Linked DNA regions of Homo sapiens: region 2 is linked to region 1. A link is an interaction called in ENCODE POLR2A ChIA-PET data of the cell type or tissue named here. Cell type or tissue: OCI-LY7. All regions are shown on one strand. Each heading gives the region's core, and the rest is flanking DNA. Links, peaks and the distances in the headings are about the cores only.

What was found. Peaks named below come from ENCODE experiments on the same cell type or tissue, not always from the same donor. Only the 100,000 strongest peaks of a DNase experiment are listed, where the experiment ranks them.
Region 2: POLR2A ChIA-PET joins it to region 1 with 5 read pairs; 2 of 35 experiments call an interaction of 5 or more read pairs at or near these places.

The regions. Positions count from the first base shown.
Region 1 is chr12:4,818,574-4,834,544 of GRCh38, forward strand. KCNA6-AS1 (KCNA6 antisense RNA 1) reads right to left here and starts at 12,198. Exons shown (of 3, transcript NR_199077.1): 1 at 11,857-12,198. It also overlaps a transcript of KCNA6 not described here. RefSeq lists enhancers at 5,140-6,339, 10,837-11,026, 11,087-11,246, 11,676-12,177 and a silencer at 6,936-7,136. In OCI-LY7, for the core only: no CTCF peak of the experiment used is centred there; a DNase peak (open chromatin) is centred at 7,088; H3K4me3 peaks cover 1,214 bases; H3K27ac peaks cover 1,563 bases.
Region 2 is chr12:4,322,281-4,336,740 of GRCh38, forward strand. It overlaps TIGAR (TP53 induced glycolysis regulatory phosphatase), which reads left to right. Exons shown (of 6, transcript NM_020375.3): 2 at 9,000-9,037. It also overlaps the pseudogene RPS15P7. Among named protein-coding and RNA genes, the nearest start is that of TIGAR, 8.3 kb to the left of the region's middle. In OCI-LY7, for the core only: a CTCF peak has its summit at 6,778; no DNase peak of the experiment used is centred there.

The sequences.
Region 1 (15,971 bases), core at 5,634-8,133:
CTTTGTTTTTTTCTTTGGCAGATAAGAAAACTGAAGCTCAGAGGGGTTGTGATGTCTTTAAAGGCACACAGTAATGTGTGTTTCATCCTCTTCAGGGGAGATGGAACAGAATGGAATGCAGTGAGGGTCTAACTGTTATTGGGCAAGAAGAATGAAGCCATAGCTCCTAAATGTGTTTATAGACTTCTGTTTACATGCCAGCTTGTCTCTGATGGAGCAGCAGCAGGTGTCCTGTGCTTTTGTTCCCTATGGGTCCCTGAAAGTGCACACACACACACACACACACACACATATGCATATACACACATACGTATATACACACATAAATATATATACATACATACACATACATACATACACAAAAACACACACATACACATATATACACATATGCACACACAAAACCACATATACACACACGTATATATACAGAAACATGAATATACATATGCACATGTATACACACGTATATGCACACACAAACATATACACACGTATGCACAGGCACATACATGCATGCTTATACATATACCCACGTATATACACAAACACATATGGTGCTATATATTCTATATGTGTGTAGCATATATACGTGGAACATCTTTCTATGGATCCCTTTCTCAGTACTGCCACTGATCTCCCTCTCCCATTTTAACATTCTCAGTGGTTGACACTGCATTCGAGTTTTCCTCACACACCTGCTCCTGCCTTCTTCCTTGGGAAGAATGCAGGGTCTTATAGTTAGCAGAAGGGACAGAACCCACAAGCCAGCCCCTGGCCCAGAGTTTTCCTACCCTGTTCCAGTGGCTTTCAAACTTCCACTGTCCTGGTCCTCACCGTCAGCATGCATTCTTTTCCCCAGTCACCTTCACGGCCCCCTTTGCAGGTGGGGGTACCCCTTAATCTCCCGTGGCTGTGTTTCTGCTTTCCTGTCCTTCTTTGAGGTGGAGGAGACAGGAGGCCTCGTAGTTGGAAGAAGCCAGCTCCCCTGCCCTTGTGGGTCTCCCCTGGCCTTCACTCCACCTAAAGAGCATTTATGACATCTCTTGTTAGGGGTCTTGGCACGGGCCAGATTGCTGTCTTCACCCTCAGCTCACTGCCACAGCCACTACGGCTTCTTAACAAAGGTCCTATCCCAGGGCAAGGTGACGTGGCTGCCCTCATGGTTGAGGATTCTGAGCTTGCTGGCTTGCCTGCCATGGGAGTTGGAGAATTGGTCTGAATCACTGTTTATTAGCTGTACCTCATTTAACCTCACCGAGCTTCAGTTTCGTCATCTGCAAAATAAGGAAGCTAACATCACTTGCCTTACACAGTTGCTGTGAGATTCAGAAGAGGCAGCCAGTGAAAGAGTTTAGCAGGAAATAAACTCTTAGCAAAGCATGGCTCTTCCCACTGCCAATCAGCAGAGAGACCCTTAGAGACACCAAACACCCATCCGAGAGTGGGGCCGAAACTACCTGCACGTCAGAGAAAGGCAGGGTCCCTGCCAACTGCAGTTTTGTTCTCTGAAATAAACATTTAAATGAAATATGACATAAAAAATAGACTCAGGATAGCTAGCTATTTTTACCAGAAGGCTCTTTGCCCAGAGGATTCACAGCAGAATTTCTTTAAATAATTGCCCTTACGGTGTGATTTAATATACAGAAATATAATCTGAATATATCTTGGAAGAATAGGATGGATATACTGGTAATATGTATATATTTTAACAAAGTTTGTTTCCAGCCAAACTAGAATGAGAATTCTCACTTAACCCTTCCCTCAGGCCCTGGAGCATTGCAGAGGGTCACAGATGGAGGGGGCAGTGAATGCCTCTTTAGGAAGAAGGAGACTGATGCAGAGAAGTGAAATAATTTGCCGAAGATCACACAGGAAATTAGGGGCAGAGTTGTGCCTGGGACCCAAATTTTCTAACTCCAACTCCAGCATATTTTCCCATGGGAAATGGAACTGTAAGGATTACCTAAACACACACACACACACACACACACACACACACACACACACACACACTCTTAAAAATAACTCTTCATTTTCTACCCAACCAAACTCCTTAGCAGAGCTGCCCATAGAAAATGGAATTAAGTGATTTTAACTTTTATCTTTCCCTCCCCTGAGTTTCCAGGGCACAGAGGCAGTGAGCCTAGCTAGAGAAGCCCAGAACCAGATGACCAGCTTCTGGATTTTTAAGGGAGGACTAATGACTGAGGGCTAGTGCAGACCAAAGGTATTTAGCACTGGACAAAGAGAGGCTCATGTACAGGCTCTGGGCTTCTAATCTCACTGATTAAGGGATTCTTTAACCTCTTAAGGCTTTATTTTTTCTGTTAAATTTAGTGACTGGACAGAAGGAAACTGTCATAGATTGGAAATCAGGAAGTCAAGGGGTTATCTGAGTCTTCTGAATTTTATAGCGGAAAGAAGGGATGCAGAAGGCCAGCATCTTACCCAGGAACGCTGACTTCTGATGCCTTGGGAGGCAGAAACCAGTTTCTAGACTCTTCCCTGCACTTTGTTGCCCCGATAGAGAAAGAGAAGTGACTGTCAGTTACAGAGATCTTTTACAAATCACAGGACCAGGGTGAGGAGGAAGAACGTGTCCAGAAGGCCTGGTGGTTGAGCCATAAATCAGCCAGGCACTCCCCAGCTGCTTTAAGGCAATTTGGCATTGGTGGAAAGAGAAAAGAGGTCCGGTATGGTGGGGAAAATAGCTGTGTTCCCTGCAGAAGACTGCTTTCTGTGCTTCAGGGGAAGGATCGCGTTCACCCAGGAGAGCATACGTGTGCACACGCAGGTGCCCAGGCACACCCTCCCCAACCAGACCCTCTACTCACTTGGATGTGTGTGTGTGTGTGTGTGTGTGTGTGTGTGTGTGTGTGTGTTTTGTTTTTCTTTTTTCTGCATCTGCAATCTCCTGGTTTATGGTTTTACATGCCTCCAGCAATTCCAAATTGCAATCACAGAGCACCTTCCCTAAAACTGGGCAGATTACCTTATAAGAGGTCCTCAACTGTCACTTGTGGCTTGTGAGCCACATGGGACACAACATTAAGAAATACTGGAATATTTCACACACACACATCTGAAGTTTTGGTTTCTCTTAAAAGCAAAGGTCTGGGCTTGTTGATCCTGCATGTTTGCTTTCCACCCACCATCAGCAAAAGCTGAGGGACAGCGGCCCCCTGCAGAAGGACGTGGGTTCTCTTTGCCCAGTGCCCATCGCTTCTTAGTCCCTGCTGCTGAGGCTGGGCCGTCTGTCATTTTTCTTTTTTTTTAGATGGAGTTTCGCTCTTGTTTCCCAGGCTGGAGTGCAGTGGCATGGTCTCGGCTCACCGCAACCTCTGCCTCCCAGGTTCAAGCGATTCTCCTGCCTTAGTCTCCTGAATAGCTGGAATTAGTGCTCACCACCAGGCCTGACTAATTTTTTGCATTTTTAGGAGAGAGGGGGTTTCACCATGTTGGCCAGGCTGATCTCAAACTCCTGACCTCAAGTGATCCGCCCACCTTGGCCTCCCAAAGTGTTGGGATTACAGGTGTGAGCCACCGCGCCCGGCCCGTCTGTCAGTTTTAATTGTGCCCCTAGCCATGTTTTTTCATAGGTGGGAGATATTTCTCTCTATGTACATTTCTACCAAAGCTTAGAAAAGGAAAGATGGAAAGGGTATCATGTTTAGGGAAAATGATACCTGGCTTATGTCACCTGGTAACCCCTGGGGACACTGGTGCTTGCGGCCATACTCAGAGCCTTCCTGTGTGATTTCATCTAAGTGGCTCAGAATCAACTATCTGACTTAGAAGTAGCAGGTCAGATGGAGATGTGAGTATGTGTGTTTGCTGGACAAAAAAGAAATGAGAGCAGAAATGAAGGCTGCTTGCTGGGAGGAGCCGGTTCCAGCTACCCATGAGAGACAGGACTGTGAGGCTGCACAGAGAAGAAGGCACTGGAGAGTAACAAGAGCATGCCATGTTCTGTGTCCAGTTAAGCAGGCAGGGGAATGTGTGATGTAATTCAGAACTCCCAACCAAAATGGTAAAAATTAGAAATCAGGCAAACTTCTGCGTTCAGAGATGTATCCAATTAGAGAACCGCCTCCTGTTTCTGTGATGTCAGACTGTGGAGCACTACTCCACTCCCGCTGGCTAGGACTGAGTGGGCGTCAGAGTGGGGATTCATGAGTGGCATTGTGTGGCTTTCCTGATAATGACTGGCCACCCAGCCACGGGCTGTGCATCTGTCTGGTTGCTTCTGCGATGTCATGAGGCCCATGGCCGTGCCCGGATTCGATCTTGCCTCTCCTGGGTTATTCCCAGTTGGTTTCAGCTCTCAGGTGGAATCTTCTGTCTTTGAAGCTTATTGGCCGAAAGCTAAATGGCCGTAGATTTGGAACCATGCCCAACATTATTTCCTTGGGAAGGAGATAAGAAACGTTTTCCTTTTTTTAAGCTTTATATGTACCCTTTCCAGGAGGGCAGGAAATGTTCAGTCAGGTTGGGATTAAATAAAATCCATCATGAGCCTTACATTTGAATGCTTGTAGGCCTCACTTGTTCCAACAGATGAGTTTCCAAAAAGTTGTTGTTGTTTTGTGTATGTATAATATAATTATTTTCCTCTCAGAGGTGCTTTTTAATAGAAGTGAGCCCTTTCACATTTAAAAAACTACACAATATAGTTAAAAGAGAGCATGTAGTCAGTAGAAAAATGAATTTAAACTAGCTTATAGTGTACTTCATGCAATCATAATTCCTTCTTCCAGCGGAAGGAAGAGGAATGCTATGGCATTGGAAATGATGGAAATGATGAGGATTGCTGATCAGACTTGAAAGGAAAAAAAGCTTTTTTTTTTTTTCATTTTAGGAACTAGGAGATATTTTTCAAAATGTATGTTCAAAAACGGGAATTCCGGCTGGGTGCAGTGGCTCATGCCTGTAATCCCAGCACTTTGAGAGGCCGAGGCGGGCGAATCACTTGAGGTCAGGAGTTCGAGATGAGCCTGGCCAATATGGTGAAACTCCATCTCTACTAAAAATACAAAAATTAGCCAGGTGTGGTGGCAGATTTCTGTAATCTCGGCTACCCTGGAGGTAGAGGCATGTGAATTGCTTGCACCAGGGAGGTGGAGGTTGCAGTGAGCTGAGACTGCGCCACTGCACTCCTGCCTGGGCGACAGAGCGAGACTCCATCTCAAATAAATAAATAAATAATAAAATAAAATGGGGAATTCCAAGAAAATCTATCATAATCTCTCTTTTTCTTACTGCATGCAGACTGTAAGTGATGCATTTGCAGGTGGGCAGCACTGCCTTTCCCACACCTGTAGCTGTGTCAGGTGAGGCAGGACAGGAGACATGAGAACATGGTTCTGAGCCTCTTGGTCTATCTGTGAACAATGTAGGCAGAAGGTGATATCTGTCCACCCTGAGGAAGTCAGCTCCCAGTGCTGTTCCCCACTGGTGTCTGCCTGTGTGACCCGGGGAGAGTTCAGAACCTCACTGAGCCTTGGTTTTCTCCTCTGTAAAACTGGGCCATTAATAGACATCCCTCATGGTGGCCAGTGAATGGGTGGAATTAGAGCAGGTAATGCTAACAGGCCTGGTATGTGGCGAGCATTCAGCAAAAGTTATTATTTCATGGTCTGTTTCTTATTTGCCCACTTTGACAGAGTAGTGAGGCATAAGCAAGGTCTCTTGTCCAAACGTTAGATACAGTTAAAACCACTCAAAGCTCTCATAAATCAGTCTTTTGGGAAATATGTCCATCTATGTAATAGTTTCTCTTGTTTTGTAGATTTGGACTTCCTGATCAAATAGTGACCATGATTCAGGTATTAAATCATCAAATACTTGGTCATAACAGAGGCGACTCATGTAAAGGGGCTTACTACCTTCTTAGAGTGAAACTGTTTCCTTGCTAAAAAAGCCAGCAGCAGAGAATATCCAGGGATTTTGTTAAATTCCTAAAGAAAGAACATGAGCAATGAAGTGACTTACCCATTGAGAATCCCCGAGATCAGCGAGAACTTCCAGAAAACTTGGGAATCCACAGAGAGGTTGAATGACTGAGTGTGGAAGCATCTCATGACTCAGCTATTCACTTGGCTGACCTGTGGGCTGCCGTAAGCGGGAGAATGAACGGGAAGAAATGCACAAGGGTGTAGGTAGGATGCTTCCTCCCCGATGCGTAAGGTCAACACTTTTCTTTGCAATTATAATACCAATCTGTGGAAAACAGACTCAACTTACAGAGGATGTATTGGCTTTACCTTCAACATTTCAGGGATGTCTTTAATTTGCAAGCCAGTCAGCTGAACTCACTTAATATATCAATAGAGAATAAGGACAGATGACATGAAATAATTGAGCAGGAAGAGAATTCTAAAAGTCATGGAATTAATTGCCTTGCTGTGTATTAGAAAAATGTCTAGATTATTCCAGGCTTATTCTGAAAAATGCCCAGAGAAAGAGAATCCATAATATAGACTCCTTCAAGCTACTTGTGTTTGAGCACCCTTTGTCAGGATGTTTTCCTCATTTCTCAGTTACACATCTCCTGCTGCACTTTAAACTTCCTTCCTCCTGTTTTGTCTTCTGCTGAAATGGATACTCAAGTGACCATGTTACCTAGAATAACTCATGCCAGAGTTCCTCAAATGTGATCTGCAGAACATCAGTCCTACGCAACTTTCCATGGAGAAAGAATCCCCAGGCACTATGTTTCAGAAATGCTGCCTCTTGGAGATGCACAATGCATCTGAACATGAAATTAAAGGCTCTGAGAAGTCCTGCAGCAGTAAAACTATTTCACTTCTTTAAACCAGTGTTTTTCAACTTCTTACATTTTTAAAAATTTTTACCACAGAATCTCCATCCCCCTTTTATAGTAATGTCTGCTCACATACCCCCAAAACTCATCCAACAAATACATTTTGGAAAACTCGAAGAGATCTGAAGCTTGTTGCAATGGATTTGAGTGCATGGACCCTCAGCCATGAAAGGTTTTTTCAGTTGGACCATTCTGTGGCTTCTTATCAACCTTCTTAAAGTTCTTCACACCCCTCTTGAGTTGTTCAGAAACGGAAGTGGTTTTGATAAGGCACTGAGTAATGTGATAAAACACATCCTCTTCCCTATAGTCCTTATAAGTCTTCTTAAATAGAAGTCTTTGAGAAAATAACAGTAAGAGTTGGTCTTATTTGTTAGGTTTAGAGCTACCTTGCTAGGAAATGTCCACAGCTCTGATGCACTCTGCCAGGCAAATGAGGTCGTCTGCATGGCTTTTGCCTTACACTGTAACAGCCAATTCCTATGCACGTTGTTAACCAAATCAAAAATTGTAACATGGATTTTTTTACGATCACTTTTCTAACTAAAACCTTTTGATGAAAACATTGATGATAACCTTTACTCACTATCCTATTTATGAAATCTTACTCACAATCTGAGAAAGATGCAAATACCAGCAGTGAGTTGTATGTAACCAGGTTTTCTCAGTATTCTTTTCCATCTTCCTAAACACTGTTTTCAAGTGTGACATTTGTCCTTTCTCCCAAGGCATTTTTGGTGCTGACACACCACAGTTGGACCTGGTTCCTCTGGTGCTTGGATTTCAGTCTCCTGGAAAGCTGTTTTCTTCTAGGTGTTTTTTGTTTGTTTGTTTTGTTTTGTTTTGTTTTGGTGCTGCTGAGGGCTCTTACCTCTGACCCTCCTCTGCTCATCTAGCAAGGCCTGAGGTTTGCTGTCTGCTCCTCACCAACTGGTCCAGGCTGAAATTCCTTCTTCCATGGTGTCCCTTCTGTGCTCAGAGGCAAAAGCAGAAAGGAGGGAATTGCTCTTGTCCTGTTGTTGCCTTTGTACCGATTCCTTTTCTGTACATCTTGAGCCATGAGGAAAAGTTTCTGGTATTAAAGCCACTAAAAGTCAGAAGAAGTGGACTGTGGGGTGGGTGAGGATTGCATCCAATTCTGGGTCTGTCACTAACCTGCTGTGTGACCCTACACATGTCACCTGCCTGGCCCTCAGCAAATGGTAGCCATTAGTATTGTTCTCCCACCAGAGTCTTCACTGTAAAGTGAGGTCATTGGATTCAACGACTGGGTTTCTGCTTGAAAATTCTGCGGATACCCAAGTGTATTAATCAGATGTGCAGCTGGCTGCCTGAAAACTTGACAGACTTTATTGCTTGGCTTTTGCCACTGGAGTGATCTTTGAAAAAGAGAGTTGGAGTTACTAGGTTTTCAACTTTATGTAGAATCACTGAATTTCAGAGCTCATATACTCCAGTCTATTATTTTACAAAGATCAGAACTTACATTTAAAAATATACTGAGTAGGTTGTAGCAAAGTTTTGAAAGAGAGACAATAGTTTTTATCTACTGTCAAGCAATGATAAACGTCTTCCTTCTTCTTCCTTTCTGCCTCTATTCCTTCCTCCCTCCTTCCTTTCCTCCTCTCCTCCCTCCTCCCTCTCTTTGCTTCCTTCCCTACGTCTTTTCCTCCCTCCTCCCCTCCATCGTCCCCTCTCTCTTCCCTCCTTCCTCCTTCTTTCCTTCTTTTCCTCCCTCCCTCTCTCCCTCGTTCTTTCCTTCCCTCCTTCTTTCCTTCCTTCCCTCCTTCCTTCCTTCCTTCCCTCCTTCCTTCCTTCCTTCCTTCCTCCTTCCTTCCTTCCCTCCTTCCTTCCTTTCTCTCGCCCTTCCCTCCTCCTTCCCTCCTTCCTTTCTATTTTTCTTAGATGAAGCCTATCCTAGTTATTAAGTGATTCCAGATCCTTCTTTATTTCGGTGTTGCAAAATAAACATTCCTTGGTTTTGGCCGTTTCAAGCACCTTGGCATTATGATGGGGAAAATGCTGGGCAAGAAAAGACATTTCTATATTAAGGAGAAGCAGGGGAGTGCAGCCCAGCAGGGATGCGAACCAGTATTCCCTGGGTCTCAGATTCCACACTAGAGGAAGAAGTCTGTAGAAAGGACAAAGGAAAGAAAGGTTGGTGTTACTCTCTGGTATCCTTAGACAAAGTAGAAGCTGGCTTCTTCCATTTCTGGGAGACAGCAGTGAGCAGCCCCAAGGGCAGGCATTCGATTGTAGTGCCTAGGTCACCTCACTGTGCCGCAAAGTGGCTCTGGGATGGAAAAGTGTCTAGCTCTGCCCTCACAGCTCTGCCCTGGGAAGCTTCCGAGCTGGGGCTTAGCCCTGCACAGCTCCACCAAGGTCCTGCTGCTTTTCGGTGTGTGTTCATCATTCTCATCCCTCTCAGCTTTCCTTCCTACTCTTAGTGCAGCCTCACGAAGCCTCACAGTCCCTGGACAGGGATAGGAAGCCTGTGTGGGCTCCTAATGTGCTGTTTGACCTTGAGTAAGTTGCTTCAATTGAACGCTTTATTTTCAGACTCTAAAAGGAATATCTGCTCATCATCGAAAATTACCCCAATTTAGAAAAGTATAAGGGAGAAAATAAAAATCCCATAACCCCCCCACCAGAGACACTCAGTGTTGGAACTCGGTTGTATTTCTCCCCCAGACTAACTTTGTCTATGTCTGTATCTGTATCTCTATAGAGACACTCAGTGTTGGAACTCGGTTGTATTTCTCCCCCAGACTAACTTTGTCTATGTCTGTATCTGTATCTCTATAGAGACACTCAGTGTTGGAACTTGGTTGTATTTCTCCCCCAGACTAACTTTGTCTATGTCTGTATCTGTATATCTATAGAGATCATTCAGCATTTCATCTGAAAAGCTTCATATTATGTCTCTAGTTTTCTCATGCAATTACTACATAGCCGTCATGGAGATGCAGCATTCTTTTGGTAACCCACTTCCTATTGGACGTTCAGGTTGCTTCTAATGAACGGTGCTACAACGAACACTTGTAGTGTAGATATTTGTTCACATTTATGACTCCTTCCTTGGCTATACTCCTAAAAGAGTCAAGAGATGTAAACAAAGTGAGCAATTAATTTTCTAGGTATCACCTTTCTCACCTATAGTAAAACAACAACAGAAACAACAATCACTGATAGCAGCGGACACTCACATAGCATCTTGTTTGCCAGGCATGTCTCTAAGGGCTTATGTGTACCAGCGCATTTAATCGTCCCAGTTGCCCCGTTATTATCTCCATTTCACAGAAGTAGCTTGCCCAGAGTCACACACAGCCAGTAAGTGGGGTGGTAGGATTTCAGCCTGGGCAGTCTGGCTCCAGAGTCGTGCTCTTATCTGCTAAACTAGTGTTGCCCCTGTGGGATGAAAGAGCTAAAATGAAGAATCCCTGGGGTCCTGTTACCTGGGAACATCGCTAATGTAGCATGGAATCCTGCAAATAATGCTAGAACGGAGTAATGCAGTTGCCTGATAAGAGTTCACCGGCTCCTGTCATCCTCTTCGTCCTCCCATTTGTGTGTTTGACGAGCTTGGGGTCTCTGTGTTTGTGAGTGCATGTGCATGGATATGCAAGTGTTTGTATAATTTTATGAATGGAACAGAGTCCGCAGTGTGTGAAGCAAGAAAGCCTGAACAATCTATTGACACAATAAAGCACTCATAATTGATGCTGTTAGTTATAGATAACTCATCATCGTTTCCTTTTTATCTTAAGGTTCCCAGGCACGTTGGCTGGGAAATGTGTCATTTTATAATTGGAGTTTCACCCCGGTGGAGCAGGAATAGGATGGGATTTGGCTGTCTACTGTAACCCCATCCCCCCAAAGCATGTCTGTACTTACCGTCTGAGGAGGGTGCTTCCCCTCCTTGAGCTGATTTGCCTGTGCTGTCCAGAAGCATTGCTGGATATGATTATCCAGTAGAAAAGGAGCTAATCGACAAACTTTTCACTGGCATAACGTGTCCACATTGCTCTTATTGCTCGCTAAATATAGAGGTTGCCAGGACCCCTTGAAATTTTGATTCAGAAGATCTGGGAGAAGCCTGAGAATATGCCTTTTTAAAAAACATGTGCTCTGAGTGATCACCTTCATGGATTTTGGGGAAGTCTTAGGTAGCAGGTCTCAACCTTCATAGGATATCAGCATCACCAGATTCTTTTGAAAAAAGTACCACTTCCTGTCCTTCTGCTCACTGCCTGCCCTAATTTGAATAACTGATCTAGGGTGGTTTCCAAGTTCAGGATTTAAAAAAAAAAAAGTCTCTAGAGGTTCTTGTGTGCAGCCATAGTTGGGTACCTCCAGCCCAAGAAGTTCTGCTGATAATATCGCACCTATACATTTAATTGCACTTCACATTTTACAACTCTCTTTCACCATTGAACATCGTAACAATTCACTAAGGTCAGTAAAGCAGGCATTATTATATTGTCCTTGGCCGAGAGAGGTTGACTGAATTGCCCGAGGCTGCACAGCTTCTCCCTCAGTCAGCAGCAGCTGTTCCCTACTTGGCTCATGGCCAGTCCTGCCAGTTCTTTTGGAAGGGGCAGCCTCCACTCCCCTGAGACTCACAGGATGAAATCAATTGCCTCTCCTAGTGCTGATGCTCGCGAGGCTCTTTCTTCCCCTTCTCAGCCACATCTTTTCTACTGCAGCCACTCTTCCTGCTCAGAGGGCCTCTCTCTGAAAGGTGCAGTTGCGTTCCCCTCCCATGCTCCATCCCACTTAACGGTTAGGTCATGGCACTGAGGGATGGACAGCTTGGAGCCTGGACAGTCCACATCCTCCACCGTGGTCTGAGGACAGAGACGTGCTGCCCCCCAGCTCCAGCCCCTTCGATGCCATCCTGCAGAAAGCACTGTGCACGCTGCATGGCAGGAGCCAGTAAAGTTCCACACCCCCATCCCAAATTCTCACATCCACCACCAAAGCTTCCTTCACCCCTGCATCCCACCGCGGATAACCTGAAAGCCCACCTGAGTCCTTCCTGGGAGGCGGCTGTGTGGGGCTGGAGCCCCCTGCAGTGGTGAGTCCCACTCCGGACACCTGGCCAATGGGAGCTTAACAAGGTGGCCAGCGAAAGAGAAACAGAACCCGGTAACGGCATCTGCCCCTTCCGCCATCCTCCACCCCGCAACCCGCTGCGGGCTCAAAATCTCTCCTCATTCAAACCGAGGACTTTTGTTTCTCTTTACTGTTCCTCTCCTTGTCCAGACCTTTTCCTTCACACAGGCTGTATCTTGGAGAGGCTCCCAGTGACTGTAGACTTCCTGTGTCAGAATCCTGCAGCCTCTGTCCCTGGGCTGCTTGGGCGGAGTGGGAGGCTGCGGGAGAAGGCGGGGTTTGCCTTGCAGGCAATGCGGGCAGGGGCGCTGCACCCAGGGAAGAGTTCCAAATGCTGATTCTCCCCATGGCCTTTACCTACCTACCTATTCAGCAGCCTTGCAACTGAGACGAAGCCACCCCCTAGCAGACTTTTGCAGGATATCGTTCACTTTCCTCTCTCAGGCCCTGCCCACCACGGGTTGTTGGTTTTGTGAGTTGGTGTGGGGGAGTCAGCAGGGTCCTCAGTGACTTTTGATCTTTCAGCGCTGACTTTCAGGAAAGGTAAGCTCTCTGCCAACAAAGCTGGTCTCCGCTGTGCCTCCTCCTCTTATACAACAACCCTAAGTGGCTTTCCTGCCAGGTGAGAGGATTTGCAAGGACTGCGGAGGAATATGGGACCGACGAGCTCTCCTTTCTCAAAACAGAGGGAGCCTTGGTGCAGATGCACAAAGTGGTCCTTGAAGTTGCATGTGGCCCGGAGCGGCTGGCTTGGTGGATCTTTACTGTTCTGGTTGGGCATTGTCAGGCAGCTATCAGAGGGCCCAAGAGTCCTTCACAATAACTCGTTATCACCCACAAGCAGCCAGCCAAGTTAGTACCTGCTTGACCCCGTCCTGCTGACAGTGGATTGGACCAGGGTTGAGCCTGAGAGCCAGCCAGCATGAGCCTCTTTCCTAGAAACCGTTAGTCAGGAAAAAAACGTTCTGGTTCAGTCTGGGCTAGCCTCTCTATGGGAGAGATGGAAAACCTCCCAGCCATGGGAGCTGGAAGGGGTCGGATCCATCCTCCAGCTCCGCTTTCTCCTTTTGTAAATGCCAAAAAGAATTGGGGTCCTGAGTGATGACTTGATTGGCCCAAGGCCACGTGGCTACTATGACTACTTTATAACAGAGCTGGATTTTGGAGTCCAGTGTGTTAATTCACTTACTCCCTTGGCTAAGACACGGAGCTTCTGAAAATAATCTCTTATGAGAGCTTCCATTCAGCTCAGACTTTGAAGAAATGATAGTTCTTGCATACTATATACAGAGAGAGCACAGGTCTCAGTATCAGACTGATCTGGGCTCAAACCCTGGCTCTCCGAGTCACTAGTATTGAGATCTTGGGCACATTTCTCATACACCTTGTGTTCCTCCAGTATAAAATGGGGATCACTCTGGTCTCACAGAAACATGGTGAGGGTGTTCTATTGAGTAGAAGATACGCTTAGCAAATACTCATTGCTAAATAAAACAAGGCTTCCTGGTCAAAATGAGTAATAGCTCTCTCCTTCCTAGTGCTCTGATTCTGAAGATGGTGTAGTTGTGGAATTATTTAGTGCCCTCATGTTTGTGGTTGGGACCAGAGAACAGGGGCCTTTCTTTTGCTTTTCTTCAGACCCCGAGAGCCTGGGTGTCATCAGTCAGCCCACGACCATCCCTTGTGGGCTTGGGAAAACTCAGACAGAGAGGGAAATGTGAGACTCTGGCAATGTGAAAAAAACAAGTACCTCTCTATTACTTATTTTCTAGTCTTGTGAAGTTTGTTCAACCTACAACCCAGCATTGATTCAAGGCCTCCTCTGTGACCCCACCCCAGCGGCAGTGCGCCCACTGGGTAAGATAAAGTGAGAGGTGCAGGGACGCACAGGTAGAAGGAGATCCTTCAGGCCTGGTCACATCTGAGGTTATGGGGCGGTGGCCTGATACTCCTGAGACAATACGCTTTTTGATACTCTTTTGAGGGTGGCTGCAGAGGACATTGGCTTGTACCTCTGGCCCCTCTGTTCATTCTTCACCTCATAGAATGAACATTTGCAGGCCTGCATTGAGACACTGTTTTGTCCTTGTTATGTGCTTCATGCCCTAAATCACCACATCAGAATTCAATTCCTAGTCACTCACCTGTCTCCAGAACAAATCCCTATGGAATATCCATCTTTCTAGACCCAGAGAGGGTCCTGCCTCTCTCAACCCTCCCTCTCTCCTCATGACTCGAAATCCTAAATCTCCTTCAAAGACCACCTAGCTCATATCCAGCTCTTCATGAAGTCTTTATGTGGACTGGACCACTCCTTTTGCACTCAGCAGAGGTTACCTTGTGTTGCTGTACATTTTTAGACTGTAAGAGTCCTTTCTAGAGATACATGTGCCACCAAACCCTCACCTCAGGGGGGTCAACAACCTAGTTGAAAATACGTCTTAAGTGTAGTTGGGCTGCCATTTTCTTGAAGGCAGGGCCCTGTCTCATCGTTTTTATTCCTCAGAGCACAATATCAGGGAACTATAGGCTGCATGTAACAGTGGCATTAAAAAAAGAGAATATTTTTTATCTCATATGAAATGGAGTCTTGAGGAAGGACAGCTTCAGGATTCGTAATGCATCAGTTAGCTATTGTGACATAGCTAACCAATTAAAAACCGAAAAGTTTGAAACACCACCATTACTTTATAGCTCCCAATTCAAGCAGGTCAGCAATTTTGGCTGGGCTCAGCTGGGCAGCTCTTCTGGTCTCACCTGTGCTTCCTCATGCATCTGTGATCCCTCATGCATCTGTGGTCATCTCTAGGTTGATCAGGTGGTGCTGCTGGGGGTTGTGTGGCTGTTGGCCAGGGAGCCTCAGTATCCTGCCCATGTTGCTCCCATGTCTCTAGCAGGGCAGCCTGGAGTATCCCTCTTGAGACGAGATTTGGAGTTGGTGCAGTCACTTCTGCTGCAGTGCTGTTGACTAAGACTCAGTAATGAGGAAATAGACTCTGCCTCTTCGTGGGAGGAGCTTCAAGGTCACATTGCCAAGGGCAGGTGGAGCATTGGAAGCATTTTTTGTAGTGGGTCTGCCATAGCCAATGATGTTAGGGCTTGAAGAAGTCTGTTCTTAGGACTTGCTTGGCTTTTTGCCTCATGCTCACAGATGGCAGCAGCAGTTCCAAGCATCATGTCCTCACACAACAGTGTGTGAAGGCAGGAAGGGTTGAGCCTAAGGATGAGGAAAACTTCCCCAGCTGTCTCCTATGAGCCTTTCCTTAGGCTGTGGTTAGGGCGGGGCTGTCCTAACCAGAATAGACCAACGGCTAGGATTACCATGATTAACTTAGAGTCATCCCTAGGCTGGGAGGGACTTGTCTTCTTCTTCTTCTCCTTCTCCTTCTTCGTCTCCTTCTTTTTTAAATTAAATTTTTTTTTTTTTTTTAGACAGGGTCTTCCTCTGTCACCCAGGCTGGAGTGCAGTGGCGTGATCATGACTCTCTGTAGCCTTGATGTCTCAGGCCCAAGGGCTCCTCTCACCTCGGCCTCCTGAATAGCTGGGACTACAGGCACACCCACCATGTCTGGCTATAAATTTTTATTTTTATTTTTTGTAGAGACAGGGTCTTGCTATGTTTCCCAGGTTGGTCTGAAACTCCTGGGCTCAAGCAGTCCTCCCACTTTGGCCTCCCAAAGTGCTGGGATTACAGGTGTGAGCCACCATGCCCAGCCAGCCTGTCTTCTTTGAAGTGTTGGCTTCCAGAAACCTGAACAAAATTGGGGTTCTGAGAGCACAAAGGCAGTAGTGAGGGGTGACAGCTGGGTTGGGAACCGGTAGGGTGCAGAAGAAGAAACTTACGTCGTGTCTTGTACCCACTTATTTTTTTAAATAGACATTGATATTAAGCCTATAATGTGTGAGGCACTAGAGAATTAAAGGTGAGCAAAACTTTAATCTTCTAAGAAGGTCATGTCTAGATGGCAGATACGAGTAAACAGCTGACTGAAGTACAATGGTGGTAAATGGTAGAAGCGGGGGCTT
Region 2 (14,460 bases), core at 5,758-8,257, 500 kb before region 1:
GCCACCGCGCCCTGCTAAGAGCACAGATTTTTCAGGCAAGGTAGACCTCGGTTGGAGTCTGTTCTCCAGCTAAGAGCCAGGTAGCCTGGACTTAAGTTTCCTGATATGCAAATGATAGTGCGTATCTCACTACTTTAATGCGAGAATTAAATGGGGGACAGGTAAAGTGTATGATGCAACAGGGAAAGAAATATATCTGAGAAATAACTTCTATAAAGAAAGCTCCAATAAAAGTGCAGTTGATTCCCAAATACGAACGTATAGTTCAGCACACCAGCATTTTGAGTAGGTAATGTGTGCCAGTAGACTGGATCATACAGATAAATAACATACCATTTCTGCATTCATGGAGCTCACAAAGGACATTAATATGATTTAACTTTGTCAATTGACTTTAACAGCTATCTTTTCTGGCCTGTCCTTCCTTTATAAGAAAGATAATCTTAAGAATCCTCTAAAATTGTCTGTTTAGGATTAGCAGGATTTTAATGGCTACCTTAGAAATCTAGTTCCTCACTATCTCTTCTCCCACCCCTCTCGGTTGTATAGAATGCCTTGGGAGAATTCTTAACTTACTAAAGGTCACACAGCTAATCGGTAGCAGAACAGGAACTAGAGGCCTGATCACCCTTTCTTCCAATGTTAGTGCACTTTCTAGACGCCTGACCCAGCCAGCCCAGTGTCATATTTATAATTGAAACTCAGACCATCAAGGTGGTTCACCCCTGTAATCCTAGCACGTTGGGGGGCGGAAGTGGGTGGATCCCTTGAGCACAGGAGTTCAAGACCAGCCTGGGCAACATGGTGAAACCTCCTCTCTACAAAAAAAAAAAAAAAAAGCTGGCTGTGGTGGTGCATGCCTGTGAACCTAGCTAATAGGGAGGCTGAGGCAGGAAGATCACTTGGATCATGTGAGCCTGGGAAGTGAGGGCTGTAGTGAGCTGTGATTGGGCCACTGCACCCCAGCCTAAGCGACACAGTGGGACCCTGTCTCAAAAAGAAAAAAAAGAAAACTCAGAAGTTGTAGAATATTTGGGGTAAGGCAACCCCTAAAAAGTAAGATGATTCCTATTTAGATTCCTAATAGACAATAGTCATATAAATATGGATTTTATTCCCTTTCTGCTGCTTAAAAAGGGTTTGATTCCGGAGGCCCTCATAGGAATCATTTAAAAAATAAGTCTTAATAAATGATTATTTGCCAGGCACTGTTGTAATTAAAATCTGACAGTTTAGTGAGTTAAGGACTGATATCCTCATTTTTCACATGAGGCAGCTGAGACAGAGACGCCTTGTAACTTGCTTAAAGTCACATGGCAAGTTGAGGAAGTAGGAGTTTAACCAAAGCAACTTTACCACTCACCGTCTTTTGTTTCCTACTTAATTTGTTAAAACCCGGTATTTGTAGATTACTTGAACATCACCAGCCATTTTTGAGGCTACTTTTTAGTCTCTTAATATAATTGTGTGGAGTTATGACAATAGTTTATTTTGTTCTGTTTTATGTGTAGGAAGATGGAGTGAGAGGGCTGGTTCAATGCTTTCCGGTCTGGATCCTCCTGCTTCTTGCCTTCAGAGTTCTCAAAACCAAAACCTGGTGATTCTTTCAGGAAAAGAAGTGATTTTTAAATTTGACTCATTATCACCATAGTTAAATGTAATGACTTTTTGAAGAGTTAGATAATTTTATTGGACTTACCTCTTCAGATAATGCAAAAAAATCTTTAAAGCAATTTAAGTTCAACAGAACCTGTTAGGAATCTTGTGCTGTTCCTGTATGTGGTTTATCTTTCTTCATACTTTGAAATGAAAGTACCAGTGTGTATCATTTCTGGAACAGACTGCCCAAGATTCCAGAATTCAAGTCTATCATCATTGTCAGACTATAACTTCTCATGAGCTTATGGCACAGCATTGTTGAAAACTCCAACACGTGTAGGTTGGCATTACCATCACCTATCCAGCACTACTGAAGGGTCTGGTTCCTTGGAATGTTGTAGGTGTTTGCAGTGAGTCCCCGGCAAAACCATCCATTTAACTTCCTTTTTTTTTTTTTTTTTGGAAATATGTGTGCCTTTATTAGCTGAGCCACTACTTGAGGGGGATGAAGCGGGAGGAGTGGGTGGCCCCGATGCCGGGCCGGCAGTGCTTCACCAGCTTATAGGTGATGGAGAACTCGCCCAGGTAGTGACTGATCATCTCCGGCTTGATCTCCACCTGGTTGAAGGTCTTGCCGTTGTAGACGCCCACCATGCTGCCCACCATCTTGGGCAGGATGATCATGTCCCGCAGGTGCGTCTTCACCACTTCCGGCTTCTCCATGGGCGGTGCCTCCTTCTTGGCCTTGCGCAGGCGCTTCAGCAGCGAGTTCTGTTTCCGCCGCAGGCCCGGGTTCACTTGCGGCCGCTGGCACGCACTGTACAGCTGCGTCAGCTGCTCGCAGGACACGTCCCGTCCCGCAGCTGGTCCAAGTCTGTGCCGCGGTAGGTGAGTTTGCGGAAGGTCCGCTTCTTCTGCTCTACCTCGGCCATCTTGTCGGATCCTCAGAAAAGTTCACTTCCATTTTTAGGCAGCTCGTAAAGCTTTAAAATTTTTTGGCAAACTAAATTTAATATACTTTTAATGATTTAAAAATGAATTAGTAAAGTTTTTTTGTTTTTGCTTTTTTTTTTTTTTGACGAAACGGAGTTTCACTCTTGTCACCCAGGTTGGAGTGCAATGGCATGATCTCCGCTCGCCACAACCTCCGCCTCCCGGGTTCAAGCGATTCTCCTGCTTCAGCCTCCGGAGTAGCTGGGATTACAGGCATGTGCCACCATGCCTGGCTACTTTTGTACTTTTAGTAGAGATGGGGTTTCTCCATTTTGGTCAGGCTGGTCTCGAACTCCCGACCTCTGGTGATCCGCCTGCCTCGGCCTCCCAAAGTGTTGGGATTACAGGCGTGAGCCACCCCACCTGGCCGAATTAGTAAAGTTACTGATAGCAAAACTGATTTTTCTTACTGTACTTTTATTGGCAGTTACTTTTTGTGTAATGCTAATAATTGTTCTGTATATTAATAAAGCAAGCAAAATACTATTAGCTCATCTGTAATTTAGTATTTTTATAAAGCTAATACTTTTATAAAATTTTAATGCTCTATAAAAGTATAAAGATACCTTGTACAGATACTTTATAAAGATCAAAGACAGCCGAAAGTCCTGCAATCCCAGCACTTTGGGAGGCCGAGGCGGGTGGATCACCTGAGGCCGGGAGTTCAAGACCAGCCTGGTCAACATGGTGAAACCCCGTCTCTACTAAAAATACAAAAAATTAGCTGGGCGTAGTGGCACTCGCCTGTAATCCCAGCTACTCGGGAGGCTGAGGCAGGAGAATCTCTTGAACCCGGGAGGTAGAGGTTGCAGTGAGCCCAGATTGCGCCGTTGCACTCCAGCCTGGGCAACAAGAGTAAAACTCGTCTCAAAAAAAAAAAAAAAAAAGAAAGACCACCAAAAGTCTTGTGTTACTAGCTCTTGAAATCTTCTATATTTGCAAATGAATGTATTAGTGTAAAGGAATTAGGACTAAGCTGTATTCGTGATATCAGGTGAGGGTTTACATTTTCATTTACACTAAAGAACAGCTTTCCCATGATTTGTTCCTCCTTTGTAGCACGCTGAGTATTGTGTGTTGAATTTGAATTCCTTAAATGGAATTAAGGGAAATTGAGGTTTCTGTATGATTTTTGAAGAAATGCTGCAGCGTATAAATCCAGGCTAACAAGATATAATGTCTTTTAAGAACTGTGAGATAACCTACAAAATGAATGATGTATATTTGTAGGGCCTATAAATGGCTGATCCTAAGACTTAACATCTTGGCAGAAGCACTCGGATTCCTGCAGAGTCAGGTTTCTGTTTTGGAAATGGACCACACTGCAGATTTTGAAAATGAGTGGTGTTATTCCTGACTCCTTCAAAATATATCCCTCTGACCTTTCAGCTCCGTTCACCTTCTCTGCTGCTATCACAAGTCAGACTTGGTTAAGGGAAATAGATTAATAGTAAAACTGTTTTAGCCATCAAGTTTCCTTTCCCATTCCCCAAACGTACTAATTAAACAGTTACTTCAAGGATTTATATAAACCTCTTAATAAAGCTGATAAAAGCTGTACAACTAAATATTTATGAAAGCTTTTGGAAAAAAATCTATTTTTGGATTCCTACTCTTTAATATTTATAAAGTGATTTGAACGCAAAAATGCCAAATAGAACTAAACTGAATGCTGTGATTGTTAATAATACTATTGAGTCTACAGCAGCCTCTGTTGATATATGGCTAAATGAGTCCTTCATTATATCACAGTGGTTATGCTGCTTTCACTGAAAATCGTTAGATGGTGGGGCAGTACTTTTATGAAACTATCAAATTTCTGGGATTCCATTTTTTATAAAATGACATTTTGACAGTGTAAACCTTTATTTTAATTTGAATCTTTCATTATCTACTTTGATTAAATAAAAATGCTGAGTTACTCTTCAGCAAGTATACAAAAAGTAATCATCTCTGCCAAATTTCTGTGATTTGTAAATTCTGAGTTTTTTTGGTGGCTCTTGCATGATTTCTTGGTTGGCAAATTATTAAATTTCTTCTCACCCCTCATTTCAAAATGAGGGTGCTTCTTTGGCTTTGGCTGGAAATTGTGTTAGCAACCTATAAAAAGAAAAACTTTAGACAAATTAGACTTAGTTTATTTGAGCAAAGAAATGAATCATAAATCAGGCAGCACCTGAACCAGTAAAGCTTCAGAGTGCTCACCCAGTGACATAGGCAGGCAGTATTTATAGACAGAGAAAGGAAGTGACATGGCCAGGCGCAGTAGCTCGCACCTATAATCCCAGCACTTTGGGAGGCCGAGGCAGGAGGATCACCTTAGGTCAGGAGTTAGAGACCAGCCTGGCCAACATGGTGAAACCATGTCTCTACTAAACATACAAAAATTAGCTGAGCGTGGTGGCGCTTGCCTGTAATCCCAGCTATTTGAGAGGCTGAAGCAGGAGAATCGCTTGAATCCTGGAGTTGGAGATTGCAGTGAGCCGAGATCACACCACTGCACTCCAGCCTGGGCTGCAGAGTGAGACCCCATCTCAGAAAAAAAAAAAAAAAAAGAAAGAAAGGATGTGACATATAGAGATAGCCTGATTGGATACAGCTCTGCTTTGCCTTATTAGGACATGTCTGAGCAGTTTGCAGCCCATAATTGGCTGAAAGCTCAGCTGCCATGCATGGTTGGCTGAGACTTGGTTTTTATTACAGGAATATACTCTCAAATTATGTTGTAGTTTGTGTGCATATTAAGTTAGGTGACAGCTCCCTAGGCATGGAGGCAGTTTTAGGCCAGGTTTAAATTAAGGGCTACAAGCCACTGTCTAGCGAGGATGTTACTTGTTTTGTTTTGTTTTTGAGGGCGCAATCTCGGCTCACTGCAGCCTCCGCCTCCTGGGTTCAAGCGATTCTTCTGCCTCAGCCTCCCGAGTCGCTGGGACTACAGGCACACACCACCACGCCCAGCTAATTTTTGTATTTTTGGTAGAGACGGGGTTTCACCATATTGGCCAGGCTGGTCTCAAACTCCTGACCTCATGATCCGCCTGCTTCGGCCTCCCAAAGTGCTGGGATTACAGGCATGAGCCACCGCGCCCAGCCGAGGATGTTACTTATATTGAAATAACAGATATTTTATTCTTGGTCTCAGCAAGATTTTGAGGCTGAGACAGGAAGTGAATCCAATACATGGTAACTATTTTCTAGATTAAAAATGACAGGTTCCCCATGTTTGCCCTGAATGCTTCTGCTTTATCCATCTGAATGGTAGAGGCTAATATCCTCTTTCATGCCCATTTTATAAGATTCTGAATGAATTTTGGAGTGTAGGAAATCTTTTTTTTTGAGATGAGGTCTTGCTTTTGTCGCCCAGGCTGGAGTGCAATGGCATGATCTTGGCTCACTGCAACCTCCACCTCCTGGGTTCAAGTCATTCTCCTGCCTCAGCCTCCCGAATAGCTGGGATTACAGGTGCCTGCCACCACGCCTGGCTAATTTTTGTATTTTTAGTAGACACAGGATTCTACCATGTTGGCCAGGATGGTCTCGGACTCCTGACCTCAGGTGATCTGCCCTCCTTGGCCTCCCAAAGTGCTGGGATTACAGGCATGAGCCACTGCATGTGGCCTAGGTAATCTTTTATTAATATTAACAACAATGATAATGGCAAATCAGTGCTGTTGGTTTTTTACCAAGGTATAAATAGTTCCATGTATTTTTTTTTTTTTTTGGAGACAGAGTCTTGCTCTGTTGCCCAGGCTGAAGTGCAGTGGCATGATCTTGGCTCACTGCAACCTCCACCTCCCAGGTTCAAGCGATTCTTCTGCCTCAGCCTCCCGAGTAGCTGGGACTACAGGCACTCACCACCATGCCTGGCTGATTTTTGTATTTTTATCAGAGACGGAGTTTCACCTTGTTGGCCAGGCTGGTCCCGAACTCCTGACCTCGTGATCTGCCCACCTCGGCCTCCCAAAGTGCTGGGATTACAGGCGTGAGCCACCGTGCCTGGCCAGTTCTGTGTAATTTTATTTCTTTATCATACGTTTATTTTTTAAGCTAATACATCTACATATTTAGAAATCAAAACAATTCTCCGTAGTCTTCCTATTCTTCCCCCAACCAATAGGTGGCCACATTTATTAGTTTCATGTTTATCCTTCCATTGTTTCTTTGTGCAGATCCAGATGTTTATTTCCCTCCTTTCTAAAAGGGTAGCTTTCTTTTTATATTACTCTATACCCTGCTTTTTCTACTTAATCATATATCTTGGTGAGCATTCCATATCTTTACATATAATCTCTCTCTTTAAAGGACACATTTACATAGGATTCCATTAGGTAGATATGTCACTGTTTATTTGTTAATATAAATAATGGTTATTCTGGCCATAGTTAAGGAATGAGTTATGGACATTTGGGTTGTTTATAATCTGTTGCTATTAGAAATAATACTGTAGCTAATGATCTTTTTTTTTTTTTTTTTTTTTTTTTTGTGAGACAGGGTCTTGCTCTCTCACCCATACTGGAGTGCAGTGGTGTGATTGCAGCTCACTGCAACCTCTGCCTCCCGGGTTTAAACAATTCTTGTGCCTCAGTCTCCCGAGTAGCTGGGATTACAGACGCCCGCCACCACGCATGGCTAAATTTTGTATTTTTAGTAGAGATGGGGTTTCATCATCTTGGCCATGCTGGGCTTGAACTCCTGACATCGTGATCTACCCACCTCGGACTCCCAATGTGCTGGAATTACGGGCATGAGCCACCACGTCTGGCCACAAATAATCTTTTAAATATGAGTGAATTCAGTTATTCCCAGTAATTGGGTTATTGGATAAAAGGGTAAACAGATTTGTCATTTTGATAGGTATTTCCAGATGACCCTCCCTAGGTAAAAGCACATTCACTGAAGTTCTGTCATTTCCCAGCATTTTCTCCAGGCCCTGGGCATGTTGAGGGTATGCAATCCCTGCTTGTGCCTTTAAGGAACTGGAGCCAGGATAGACACAGAGCTAAAAAGTCAATTAGCACACAGATGAAAACTTATGTTGGTAGTGCCAGGGGACCATGGGAGTATAGAGTGTGGGTATTAAATAGAGTAGGTAGATGGGGAATGGTACTGGGGAGGGAGACTACCTAAAAGAACCAGTCTTGTGTTGGGTCTTAAAGAACATTCATATTGGCCAAATCCAGCAATCTGTATCTTGGCAGAGGTTGGCATACAGCTGTTTTTGTAAACAAGCGGCAAGATTCCAGGATGAGGCCTGAGTTTGTGATTCTGACTTCCAGGTCTGGTAGATTTTTTTTTCTAGATCTGAGTAAATCAGTCCTATGTGACATTTTAATTATTATAAACTAGTGCTTCACTTAAAAACAATGGAGCGATCATTTTCCATCGAAATCAAGGAAATGCAAATTAAAATTAAAGTGAGATGAATTGTTCAGGTACCAGATTGGTACAAATTGAAGAAACCTTCCATCACTGAATCTTGTTGAGGGTGGTACACCACACTACAGGGTGGTGTAACCTGCTATGACACTGGCATTACCTAATAAAGCTGGTATTTGCATACCTTATGGCCCAGCAATTCTAGTGGTAGGTTGGGTCAGCAAACATTTAATTAGTGCTCAAAGAAATTTCAGCTGAATTCTCTTTGATTCTACTTTTCATGTATTTGAAAGTTGCATTATTGTTAACCTATCCTGCTGTCTGTCCAGTCTTGCCCATGCACTTCCCGCCCTTTTCCCCCTCCAGCCTCAGTAACCCCAGTTATTTTCTGACAAAGTTTCCAGTTCTTTTACCCTTCCGGTTGGTTCAGATTGCTTTGATTTGTTTTGGTATTTTAGTTTTTAAAAGTGTAGTACTCAAACCTCAGTTCAGTGTGCAGTTAGTTGGTCTGCGAGATAGCTGTCAGTACTACAAAAAATAACTGCTGAAGACCTAGGAACTAAGAGAAGGCAGGGGGTTCTGAAGGTTTGTGCACGTCTCTCCCATTCCATTCAGATTCTCTTTCACTTGCTCATTCAGTCCAGCAATGAATAGACTGACTCTCACGTTTTTGTTCCTGCTGCCAGTAAGAGTAGTTTTGATCAATATATTTCTTTTAACAAAATTATTTGGCTGAAATGTTATTTGCATTATATTTTTTAGTAGGATTTTCCACCTGCAATTCACTTAAGATTGGTTCCTGATCTACACGTTTTAGTTTGGAGTAGTTTGAAATTCTTAGCTCTTCATTAAAGAAGACAATTGCAAATATTAGTTTAGAATAAATTGTTTTTACAGGTTGGATTATGAAGTGTGTTACAAGTTTCACATGATATTTTTAGAGTATCACCACACTTGATTGCTCATTTTTTTCCTCCTCTCAAAAACAGTATAATTTGGCTAATAAGGTTGTCCTTCTCTTTCTATTTTAGTGGAGAAACAAGATTTAACAAGGAGAAAATAATCCAAGGTTGGTATAATCCGATTGTTATTTTAGCTCTCACCCTTGTGTTAATAAGATGTGTGAGTTAAGCAGATTTGGTGGGGTGGGGTAGACTGGGGGCAGCACTCCATTGTGAATTGGGATTACAGAATCAAAGCATCATAACCACAGAAATATGATCAGGGCTGTTAGTAACCAGGAGGAATAAATCTCTCAAGTGAACTGGGTGTGAAGTACAGGTCTCCAAGTTATTCTTTATGTATGGCTTCAAAGTGGCTCTGTCAGCTGATTAATTATATTGGGTCTGGGTGTCTTAAAATATAAATGTCTGGATTTGAAATTATTTTATATTTGGAAACATGAAGTTTACTGACTGGTGTTAATGGTATTTTTTTCTGCTAAGATGGTTATTTTAATTTTAGTAGTAATAAAGGTTTAAAAAAAGAACTATTTTCACATGTGGTCGTTACTTTATTCTGAAGAGATTCTTTCTCCCTTTTTCTGTTAATTTGGACTCAGATCTTTTATTTGCCCTGTGATCCAGCTAGTCTGGCTTTTTAAGAATATCTTGAACTTTTGGCTAGACATGCTATTTCTGTGCTGTGATTATAAAAGCATTTAGTTTTATTTTTTTGGTTAGGGACTTCCGGGGTTTACAAAAACTGATTTTCATATTCCGTGTGCCTGACTCCCTTTTATGGACAATAACTGGTCTGATTCTCAAAGGAACCTTTGTTTTCAGACGAAATATGCCCCACCCAGGTTATCCTCTGGACTGAAGCCTCTTACCACCTGGCCTTTGGTATTGCTCATTTCTCTTTTTCCTAAGACATTGACAATGGAACGTCAAGAAAGTTTTTGTGTTCTTTTCCTGACCTTGTCAGTTGGATGCTTTAGTTCTTTAAGTTACAGCCTTTTGTGTATAAGCATTCAAGGCTCATGTATTTCTTTTTTTTTTTTTTTTTTTTTTGAGTCAGGGTCTCACTGTGCCGCCCAACCTGGAGTGCAGTGGTGCGAACTCGGCTCACTGCAACCTCCGCCTCCCAGGTTCAAGCGATTTCTCATGTCTCAGCCTCCTGAGTAGCTGGGATTACAGGCACGTGCCCCCATGCCCAGCTAATTTTTGTATTTTTGGTAGAGGTGGTGTTTTGCCATGTTGGCCAGGCTGGTCTTGAACTCCTGACCTCAGTTGATATGCCTGCCTTAGCATCCCAAAGTGCTGGAATTACAGGCCTGAGCCGCCGCACGCGGCCTCAAGGCTTATATATTCCTAAGTACTGTTTTTGTTTGCATGCCCGTAGTTTTGACACGTGGTAATGTGGTAAGCATTCAGCACCAAGTATTTTCAATTCCCATTGAGTGACTTCCATTATAAATGCTTTTGTGTTCTGTCAGTATGGTTTATTTGATGATACTTCTTTGAAATGTGTTAATTATGGTCAGTTTTTATAATTCTTCCATTGTATGCTTCAGAAAAATGTATAATCCGTCATTGTTGGGACTGGAATTATATATAAAATAATCAGCCTTCTTGATTTTGTTTTTCAAATCTTACACACTTTATTAGCTTTATAAATGCACTAGTTTGCCTGCATGTCCTAAATATCAATTTATGAGTGCAGTATTTTTAATTTCCTGCTGCAGTGGCCAGTTTGCCCTTTAATACTTGGAATTCTATCCATTTTTGGTTTCTATGTTCTGCTTTTGTATCGACTGAGGTTACTTTATTAGGCTTATACAAGTTTAAATGATTACATCTTCTGAGTAAATTGGATCACTGATTTTCTTATAGTGGTCCCCAAATCCTTAGTGAGACTTTTGTCATAAAGTCTTATTTTTCTGACAGTAATATAGCTACTTGAGCTGTTTTGGGGATGGAATTTCACTGGTATGTATTTTTCCATCTCATTCCTTTCACTCTTTGTGTATACTCATGTTTAAGTGTTATCTCATAAATAGTATGTAGCTAAATTTTGGCTCTTTTGAAAATATATATAAGTTGTCTTTTTTTTTTTTTGAGACAGAGTCTTGCTCTGTCACCCAGGGTGGAGTGCAATGGCGCGATCTCAGCTCACTGCAACCTCTGCCTCCCGGGTTCAAGCAATTCTCCTGCCCGAGACTCCCGAGTAGCTGGGATTACAGGTTCCCGGCACCACACCTGGCTCATTTTTTAAATTTTTATTTATTTATTTATTTTGAGACGGAGTCTCACTCTGTTGCCCAGGCTGGAGTGCAATGGCGTGATCTCGGCTCCTGCAACCTCCACCTCCCGGGTTCAAGCGATTCTCCTGTCTCAGCCTCCTGAGTAGCTGGGATTACAGGTGCACACTACCAGGCTCGGCTAGTTTTTGTATTTTTAGTAGAGACGGGGTTTTACCACATTGGTCAGGCTGGTCTCGAACTAACCTGGTGATCCACCCACCTCGGCCTCCCAAAGTGCTGGGATTGCAGGCGTTAGCCACCGCGCCTGGCCTAATTTTTGTATTTTTAGTAGAGACGGGGTTTCACCATGTTGGCCAGGCAGGTCTCAAACTCCTGACCTCAGGTGACCCATCTGCCTTGGCCTCCCAAAGTGTTGGGATTACAGGCGTGAGCCACCACGCTTGGCCTAGAATCTGTCTTTTAACTGGCAGTAGTGACTGTTTGCCTTTATTCTGGTCACTGATGTGTTTCGATTTTTTTTCTTTGTTTTTTTTTTCCCCTTCTTTTTATAGTCTTTCTTTTTTTAATCTTACCTGCTTTTACTTCTTAAGTTCTTGGTTTTTTTCCTGTTCCACACTTTCTTACTTTCCCCACTACCTTTCAAATGATGTACCATTTCCATTCTTTTCAAGGTTATCTTAAAATTCTTACCCTCATACCTGTCTTAGCCAAGGCTGCTGTAACAGAGTATCATGGACCCAGTGGCTTAAACAATACACAGTTCTAGAGACTGTGAATTCCAAGATCAGGGTGCCAGCAGATCCAGTGTCTGTGGAGGACCTGATTCCTGGTTTGCGGACTGCTGTCTTCTGGTTAATATCCTCACATGGCAGAGAGATAGATTGAGAACACTTATAAGGACACTAATCCTGTTCATGAGGGCTCCACCCTAGGATCTAATCACCTCCCAAAGGCCTGCCTCCTAATACGATCACATTGAGGGTTAGGATGTCAACATTTGAATTTTGGGGGGACACATTTACTCTGACAATACCTAATAAAGTATAATATTAATATCCCCTCTTCCAAAAAATACAAAGAACTTGTCTAGTCGCTTAGTCCTGTCTTTTTTTAATTGCTTGAGGTAGACATTATTATCTTCATTTGTTTAGATGGCATTTAAATTTATGAATATATTTGCAAGTTTCTCTGCTCCTCATTTGTTTTCGTCTCAGACCATTCCTGAAGTACGTTCTTTGAAAAGTCCTCTAGTGTGTGTAGAGCAGCTGGTGGTAAACATAGTGGCTTCAGTCGGTACACACTTGTAACTGATGATTCTCTCAGCACTTGGAAGATAGCATTCTGCAGTTTTGGTTCCATTTTTCCTGTTAAGAGATTTCTATCAGCTAAATGGTGTTCCATGGTAGGAAATATGTCTTTCTCTGTAACTTCCTTTAAACTCTTCAATTTTGATATTCTTTAGTTTCTCATAATATATCTAGGAGGAATTTTTTTTTTAATGTATCCTGCTTGATGTACATGTGTTTTCTTATTCTGTGAAATTCTTAGCTATTTTCTTTTCATATTCCTCTCCTTCATTTTTTCTGTTCTTTTATTTTTTTGAGACGGAGTTTCACTCTTGTTGCCCAGGCTGGAGTGCAGTGGTGTGATCTTGACTCACTGCAACCTCCGCCTCCTGGGCTCAAGTGATTCTCCTGCCTCAGCCTTCCAAGTAGCTGGGATTACAGGCGTGCTCCACCATGCCCAGCTAATTTTGTATTTTTAGTAGAGACAGGATTTCGCCATGTTGGCCAGTCTGACTTTGAACTCCTGACCTCGAGTGATCCACCCCCTTCAGCCTCCCAAAGTGCTGGGATTGCAGGCGTGAGCCACCATGCCCGGCCATTTTTTTTTTTTTATTCCTTTAGAGTTCCAATTAGATGCATGTTATAGACTGAATGTTTTTCTTCCCAAAAGTTACATGTTGAAATCATAACTCCCAATATGATGACATTAGGAGGTGGGGTCTTTGGGTGGTTATTAGGTCACAAGGGTGCAGCCCTCATGAATGGAATTTATTCAAGAGACACCAGAGAGCTCTTTCCTCTTTGTGCCATGGGAGCACTGAAGGAGAAGTCAGTAGCGTGTAATGTGGAGAGGCCCTCACCAGAACCCAACCATGATGGTACCCTCATCTCAAACTTCCAGCCTCCAGAACTGTGAGAAATAAATATCTGTTGTTAACAAGTCACCCAGTCTGTAGTACTTTGTTACAGCAACTAAGACAAGGCATCGTTAGGAGTTCTCATTCTTTCCTTTAGAACTCTAATATATCTGAGCTATGCTCTATCTCCTTGTATCTGTGCCGTGTACTGGGTAATATCTTCTGCTCTGTCTTTGAGTTCATTAAACCTCCTTTCATCTGAATCTCTGTTTATCCATTGAGGGGCCCTCCAGCCCCCAGCAATCCTGATTTTTATTATTAAAAGATCTATTTGGTTATTTTAGAAAATTGTCTACTTATTTTTGATGCTTACTGTTACTTGCTTATTTTTGTGACTCTGTCTTTATGTTTTATTCATAGTTATTGTAAATTCCCTATTTGCTGATTTCAATGTCTGAAGTCTTGATGGGTGGCTTTGGTTTATGGTAGATTATTTTCTTGTGTGTTGAATCTTTGGCTAAACAATTATTTGTTCTAAATTAGTGGAAAACCTGTTAGCCTCTTTTGAGAATGCTTTGCTCTGAAAAGGATTTGCATTTTATTTTACCACAGGCCTGAGGCTGCATTAAGTCTCCTTACAGGAGCCCTCGCTCCCAAGAATGTTGTGTTTAGTCCTCCCGCTTGCCGTCCCCTCCAGCAGGCCTCCTCTCCCAGCCCCACCAGCGTGTCCTCATAGTCCACCACCTTCATTTTTTTCATGTCGGTATTCACAGTTCAGCTCAGGGCTTTGGGGTTGCTTTACTTTGTCCCTTGGAGATTTTTTGTATGTTCTGTGGGCCCAGCAATGCAGCACACACACACACACACACACACACACACACACACACACACACACACACTCACACACATACACCATTTAGATCTTTAGTAGGAGGTCCCTTCAGAGTGTCCAGCCAACCGTTATCCTGGAAATAGAGGTTTCAAAGCATTTTTAAAATGAAAAAGACAAAGAAATGGAGGGAGGAAGGAAAGAGGAAAAGTAATACCATTATAATACTGAGCATTTGGATGATGGGAATAAAGAAGGAAAAAACTTTTAGATGATGGTCCTACCGCCCCAACACAGTACCTGTAAGATCAGAGC